Regions from separate parts of the Homo sapiens genome. Here region 2 is linked to region 1. The links are chromatin contacts, found by Hi-C or POLR2A ChIA-PET in ENCODE. All regions are on one chromosome and are shown on one strand. The core of a region is the stretch at or near the end of the contact, and the rest is flanking DNA. Distances in the headings are between cores, read along the strand shown.

Region 1 (3,482 bases), core at 350-2,849:
TGGGTGGACAGGATCAGGATTCCCTTGAAAGCCCAGGCAGGGTGAGCAGTCCCAGTGGTCCTAGTGCCGCATCAGATCCAGGTGGGTGAGGGCAGGAGGCCCCTGCGGAGGCAGCGTGGATCTGCCCACACATAGGCTACTGGAATAGTTTAACCCAGCAACTTTCCTTTTTATAAAACAACAAATGGTTCAACTCTGTCTGCAAATTAACAGCTGAACACCTGCAACTGCAAATGTTTTTTGATCCGACGTACTGAAATAGGAAGTCATGCTCTTCCCACCCTCCACCCACCAGAGTGGAACCCGCTGCAAAATCCCCAGCCTTAATTCTTGCTTCAGGACCCAGACCGGTGTCTTGCTCTAGGGCAACCCAGGGCAGAGGGGCCAGGTCTGCCCAGCGTTTACCACTGCTGTCAAGCCACAGCCCTTGGCCACCATACGGGCCATCCTCAGTGAGGCAGCCCCCCATAGGCTTCCGCCAAGCTCTGGTCCCGAAGAGGCTGTGCGAGCCCTTCCCGGCCCTCCCCAGGGCCCCCCGCCCCCTCCTCTGCCTGCTGCGTGGAGGCAGCCATGGGAAGGAGCCCAGGGGAGCTGGCCTGGGGGAGCGAAGCCCATGTTCGCTTCCTGACTTAGAGCTGGGGGGGGTGGGGGGTGGGGCTTGTTCCCCTGCAGTATCTGTTCTGTGAAGTTTGTTAAATGTAAGGAAAGCTTAAATTCTTGTATCTTTAAAAGAGAAAATCTTATTTAACCCTTTTGTGTTCTAGATTTACTTACACACATAGCCTAGAGCTCAGTTTTAGTTTTAACATTGTGAAAATATTAAAAGAATCTTGTAACTTTATTCTTTTTTCTCCTGCTGAAAAAAAAAATTAAACCAATCGTATGAAAGTTTGGTTTTCTTGTTTCACCCCTTCTCCTAAGTGCCCCCTGGGTTGCTGGGAAAACTGACCCATCTCCCTGGCCAGGGCTGGAAAGAGATGGGGGCCTGTGTGCAGAGACCGTCTGCAGTACTTGGAGGCACTCGTCCAGTTAGTGTCCAGGCTAAACAGCCGCTTCCTTGCTTTCTGTTGGGAGCCTCTGCCCTGGGAAGCTGCGGGACTGGCCTTGGGGTAAAGGTGGGTCTGCAGGGCCAAGCCTGTGCCAGCAGCCAGGAGGTTACACACTGGGGGGGATCAGAAAACGAGCCCCAGCCCTGAGGGCCCCAGGCGTGGGTGGGGTGGGTGCTGGGTCCTGAGGGAAGGCAGCATGCCCTAGACCCGAACCCCACCCTAGGAAGGGCCTCCAGGATGGATGACGAAGGCTCCCAAAGGCTGGCTTGGAGGAGGTGTGTGCTGTGGCACTCTTTGGTGTATAGGATGAACTTAACTACATTTTTAAATGTTCAAAAAACATTTGGCAGGGCAGGGGCGAGGCACAGGAGTGGGACCTGTCCCCACTTCTTTTAGGACAGAGATATTGACCGCATAGTTGTCATGAGCGTGATGAAAATCCTCAGAGGAAATCAGAGGCCCAGTGGCGATGAACAAGCACGGGGGCAAAGGGCAAGAGAGGGCCTTGGTGGCCTGGGTGTGAGGCGGGCCTGCAGGGAGCAGTGGGCTGTGCTCTGCCCACTGGTCCACAGGAACTGGGTCTGCGTCAGCTCCTTCCTGATTGCTTCACAGAGCAACAGTCCACAGCAACAACATAACTGTTGTTATGCCAACAACAGTCCACAGCAAGAAGAGGGGATGGTGGGAAGACAAGCAGAAACCTTCCTGCTGGGTGGCGTGAGAAACAGGAAACCATGGGTGGGAGTGGGCCGTGGTCTTCAAGGGAGCCATCAGCAGCACATTCAGGGAGCTGTGAGCAGCCCCTCTAGCCCCAAGAAGGGGGTCTCCAAGAGAGAGGGCCCCAGATGGGCACAACAGTAACACAGATACCCAAGAGAAGTCTGCAGGAGTCTCAAAACCTGATTTCCTCAGCAGCCATTCTCGCAACTACATGGGGGAAGGCTGCAGTGAGGGAGGAGTGATCGGAGAAAGACATGGAGACTTGGGACCTGGGGCGGGCTCTGGGGGAACTCAGCACACAGCTCGAGGCCTGCGAGGTGGCCCCATATCTTGTCAGCACTGGGTCCTGTCAGAGGGCTTGGAGAAGGTCTAAGAATCAGAGACAGATACAGACAATTAAGCAAGTAATAACAGTGTATTAATGCCTAAGCAGAAATACACAGGAAGAGGAGCTGCAGACCCTGTGTGACTCAGCTGTGAATAATATTTACGTACAAATAATGTAAACACAAATACTAGTGAATATTGCTCTGGTAAAAATATATGCTGGATCTCAGTAGGAGACTGGGAGAGGGAAAGAATGTGCCTGTGTATTGGTGGCAGAGGATAAGAGAGCCAAGTTCTTGTTCTTAGCAGGAAATCAACAAAGGATGTCCAAAGCTGAAAACTTGAGAGTAGTATGTTATTTAGAAATATGGAGGTAAAAGAGGAGGAAAAAGCTTAGAAGTTAAAATTGGTTTTCTTTGGGGTAGGAGATAGGAATGCAGTAGGCCTTATATTTACGACTACAGTTAAACATATAACATTGATTGAAAAATTGAAATGCTTTAATAAGGGAATGATGGAAGCCCTTCCTGGGAACTGAGGGGCCAAGTCCTCAGAAACCTGCCTTACTGTTCTCTGAAAGTGGGTTTCAGGGAGTTCAGGTCTCTGAGATGCAACATAGAGTGTTGGTTTTGATCAGAGCTGCTTTGGAAGATGCAGGCAGCTGGCACATCACAACACAGCACATGTTTAAAACCCTGAAGGCTGAGGGCGGTGGCTTGAGCTTATAATGCCAGCACTTTGGGAGGCCAAGGTGGGAAGATCCCTTGAGTCCAGGAGTTCGAGACCAGGCAACATGGTGAGACCTCATCTCTACGAAAAAATATTTTTTTTTTCTTTTCAAACCCTGCATGTGGCATGTGATGCAAAAAAAAAAAAAAAAATTTAATTGCTGCGGGGAGCGGGTGGTGGTACACGCCTGATAGTCCCAGCTACTCAGGAGGTGGAGGCGGGAGGATCACTTGAGCCCAGAGTTGGAGGCTGCAGTGAGCTAGGATTGCACCACTGCACTCCAGCATGGGCAACAGCCTGAGAGCCCATATCTAAACATATATATGTATTTTTTTTTTTAATTTAAAAACCCTGGGAAAGGTGGCTGTGGCAACACCAAGCTTATTTGTTACCAAAAAAACTTTTCTTAATCAGCACACCTTGGGAAAAGTTGCCCTGGTTCATTGAGCACCTACTGTGCGCCAAACACCTGAAAAACTCTCCCTTGATCCTGTGTGATTCCACTTGGAGGTACCTAGAGTAGTCAAATTCACTCCCTTCAGGTCAGCCTGGAAGTTCCTATCTCCGGGCTTCTGTGGTATGCCATCCAGCAACCCAGATGTTTGGCTGGGCAGACAGATGGAATGTCACCTTTCCTTTGGCTTAAATGCTGTGCCC
Region 2 (3,482 bases), core at 329-2,828, 420 kb after region 1:
TACCTCTGGACTTTGGACATAATTAACGCTCCACATCAGCAGAAAGACTTAAATAGTACAAATAGTTTCACATGTTATTTCACAAATCACAGACTTTCAGAACAATTTATATTTAAATATGATGGTGTAAAAAAGCAATTTTTAAATTCTCTTTAGCTTCGAGTAAAATTGTTATAATTTAGTGACACCATGTGGCTACACTTTGCTTTGCATTCTTAGAAGAAAATGTTCCTCTATGAGGGTTGCTCTTGCTAGTTCAATTGTAATATCAAGGTTGTAGGTAGATGGACAACTCAAACTAAGTATGAACTAAAAAGATAACTTTTTAAAAAATGAAACTAATCCTGTTTCTTTTACATCTGAATAAGGCATTTCTTGAATTGTGAAGCTCTTCAGTCATAAGAAGAAAGTAAAGGCTCAGTATTATTCTAGCTAGGATTCTAAAGCAATCTAGTGAACACTGAATAATGTAAGAGTGTCTACCTTTAAAAGTAAATAGATACATCAATGCCCAGTTATGGGCAGAGGTGTAGGGAACAAAAGAGAAATGAAAGAAGACATATGTTATACAAGTGTTAATATAGCAGGGAAAGAATGCTTCCATAAATAGCAATGCTTATTTTCTCATTTATTTTATGTAGATCTATAGCACTATGTAAGTACTATAATCTAATGAGAATAGGTGAAAAAAAATTATGCTGTATCTATTGACACCAGGAATGAGGGGGGCCTAGAATGTATAGTAGCAATAAATGAGATTAAAATGCCATATACCAAAACACAGTAAAGTTAGAGTATTCCTCTAATGAGGTCTCCCACAGTAGACCAGCTACTGCCAAATAACATTCAATGTACACCAAAGAAAATATTTAGATGTTGTGTAAATATCTAAAACAATGGGCCAGGCATGGTGTCTCACACCTGTAATCCCAGCACTTTGTGAGGCTGAAGCAGTCAGATCGCTTGAGTCCAGGAGTTGAAGACCAGCCTGGGCAACATGGCAAGGCCCCATCTCTACTAAAAATAGAAAAAACTAGCTGAGTGTGGTGACACATGCCTGTAGTCCCAGCTACTCAGGAGGGTGAGGTAGAAGAATCATTTGAGCCCAGCAGGCAGAGGTTGCAGTGAGCCAAGATTGCACTACTGCACTCCAGCCTGGGTGACAGAGCAAGCCCATCTAAAAAACAAAGAAACAATCACACACACACACACACACACAAAACCAAAAACAAATAAAACAATGACCAGAAAATATCACCCCCTTCATCTCAGCTTAAAACACCTACCCCCCATCTCTGGCCTTTTCTAACCATCCTATTTAAAATAATCCTTCTCCCCTGACTTCTGTTACTATCACAGTACCATCTTTGCAACACTTATAATTATGTGATGTGCTTATTATTTGTTTGTTTTAATCTGTTTCTCCCAAATTCCAAAAGCACAGAAACCTTGGCAATCTTCTTCAGTGTTGTGGCCTCAATATCAAGTACAACAATAGCATAAAGTAGGCGCTTATTTGTTGAATGGGTGAGTGACGAATGAATACATAAAATCTATTTCCTTAGCTGGTGAAGCATGCCTAAATTTCCTGTTGTAAGTGAAAGTAGAACCATTCTAGTGAGATGTTTATCATCACTTACGGCCTCTAATGTGACTACAACAACCAGAAGACAGCCTAGCAGATGCTCTATGATACCCTTTCTTTTTTCTATGACACATATGGCACACACAATTTCTCATTCTAAGAAAAGAAGAAAAAGGAGGGAAGTGAACTACAATAATTAAAATACTTTCAGCAAGAATCAAAGAAATCAGTGGAACTGAGTAGGGTATATGCTAGAATCCAGCTCATCATAAATATGGCTGATCACATTAGGATAGCAAGAAATGATTATCAAATAAATGACTTTAATCAACTGACTATCCCTACCTGAAAAGATCTATGCAAAATATCCTGACTGTATTAAATACTTAAGATATAAGGCTTAAAAAAAAAAAACAAGTAGTGGAAAAAATATATATATATACATAAAAGTTTAACATACTTTAATATTAGAGTGAGGAATAATCTTCTAATCATAATACCAAGCCAGAAATCATTTAAAAGACTGACAGATTTGAATACATTTTTTAAAAAGTAAAATTCTATATGGCAAAAAGTACCAATAAAACACTAAAAATGCGTTAACAAATTTCATATATGACAGGCAAAAGGATAATGTCATATATATATATGTATTGATACAAAGTTCTCACAAGACAAAAAGAAAACTATCTCAGAAGAAAAATATGCAGAAGACAAAAACAGGCTTTTCATAAATAAGAAATTAACAAATGGCCAGTATTAAAAGATACTTTAACTCACCAATAAAGAAATTCAAAGTAAAATAGGATTTTTGTTTTAAACAAATTATGTATTACATTGGCAAAACGGTGACAGTGTCTGCATTGGTGAAGGTTCACAGAAAGGGGCATTTTTACATGCAATTGGTAGAAATTGAGTACAACATTTCCAGATGGCAAGTTTTATCAATATTTAAAATATATACATTATAACTTTATAATGAGAGATATTTCCATTTTGATAATTTTTTAAAAAAGGAAATAAAGAAAGAAACCGTTTTGTATTAACCAAGTTCATCTCTCCTATGCCAGACTCTAAATTGTCAATTTACACCCATCTCAACACCCTGTCTGGCCTTGTCTCCAGTAAACAACGCTCCTAATCCTCCTCTAAACTCTGACCAGCCCCTGAAGTAAATACCTCTCCCACCTACGCTCTTGTTCCCTCTCTCAACGGGCATAACCTTGAGAACGTTGCTTTTAGCCCTGCTTTCTTCTCTCTCAACTCCCAGGTTTTAGACCAAGATCCCACTTGCAATTCCAGCCACCAGTCACATGCACACTTTGAATTCTACTTCTATCCATTTTCGCTCATGTTCTAAAGTTTTCTCATTTTTCAGCAATATTATATGGCTGCCAAATTAACAGCACCATGTTGAGGAATAGCTCAAAATTTTAAGAGCACCCCCCAGAGTACTCAATATCCACCATTCATTACTAGTGTTTTCTGTTTAGTACTAGGCTCGATCATCTAAGAAAGCTGTGGAAAGGACTGGGAGAGAGTTTACCAGATAACCAAGAAGACAATTTGAAGGTTACAGATTATGGGTAAAGCGGAAATTGCCTTTCCTGAGAAAGAAAAGGCTGATAAGACATAACATGGTTCTCAAGGCATATGAAAAACTAAACATAAATTGATGAGTCACTTTTCTCCATCTCCAGTTAAAGGCTGAAGAGGATAACTGGTCTAAGCTTTTGGCTACATAGAGCAATCCCCACTTAACTCACGAACATTCCTAAAATGAGTCCAGAAAGGCAAAGCGAACCATTGCTCTGAGTTCATTATCATGGTTGGAATGTTCACACTGGCTTTGAAGCCTGATATTATCTGCCATTAGATAACATCGACTATCTTGGTG

The links. Hi-C counts contacts between places; a loop is a spot of excess contacts on that map. ChIA-PET counts read pairs that join two places held with the same protein, here RNA polymerase II (POLR2A). Pooled maps may share reads with other maps.
Region 2: a loop to region 1 is called in a pooled map, with 4 times the contacts of the local background. The contact joins two enhancer-like sites. A Hi-C loop is called at or near these places in 1 of 168 maps with a recorded cell type or tissue (IMR-90) and 2 of 50 pooled maps. POLR2A ChIA-PET finds 5 or more read pairs at or near these places in 2 of 52 experiments (OCI-LY7 and WTC11).

What each region holds. Positions count from the first base shown.
Region 1 is chr6:38,153,737-38,157,218 of GRCh38, forward strand. ZFAND3 (zinc finger AN1-type containing 3) reads left to right here. Exons shown (of 6, transcript NM_021943.3): 6 at 1-888. Among named protein-coding and RNA genes, the nearest start is that of BTBD9-AS1, 330 kb to the right of the region's middle. Within about 2 kb of position 1,600, at least 5 of the 41 ENCODE cell types and tissues checked have a DNase peak (open chromatin) inside an H3K27ac peak, as active enhancers do.
Region 2 is chr6:38,570,778-38,574,259 of GRCh38, forward strand. All of the region lies in intron 6 of BTBD9 (BTB domain containing 9), which reads right to left. Among named protein-coding and RNA genes, the nearest start is that of BTBD9, 67 kb to the right of the region's middle. Within about 2 kb of position 1,579, at least 6 of the 41 ENCODE cell types and tissues checked have a DNase peak (open chromatin) inside an H3K27ac peak, as active enhancers do.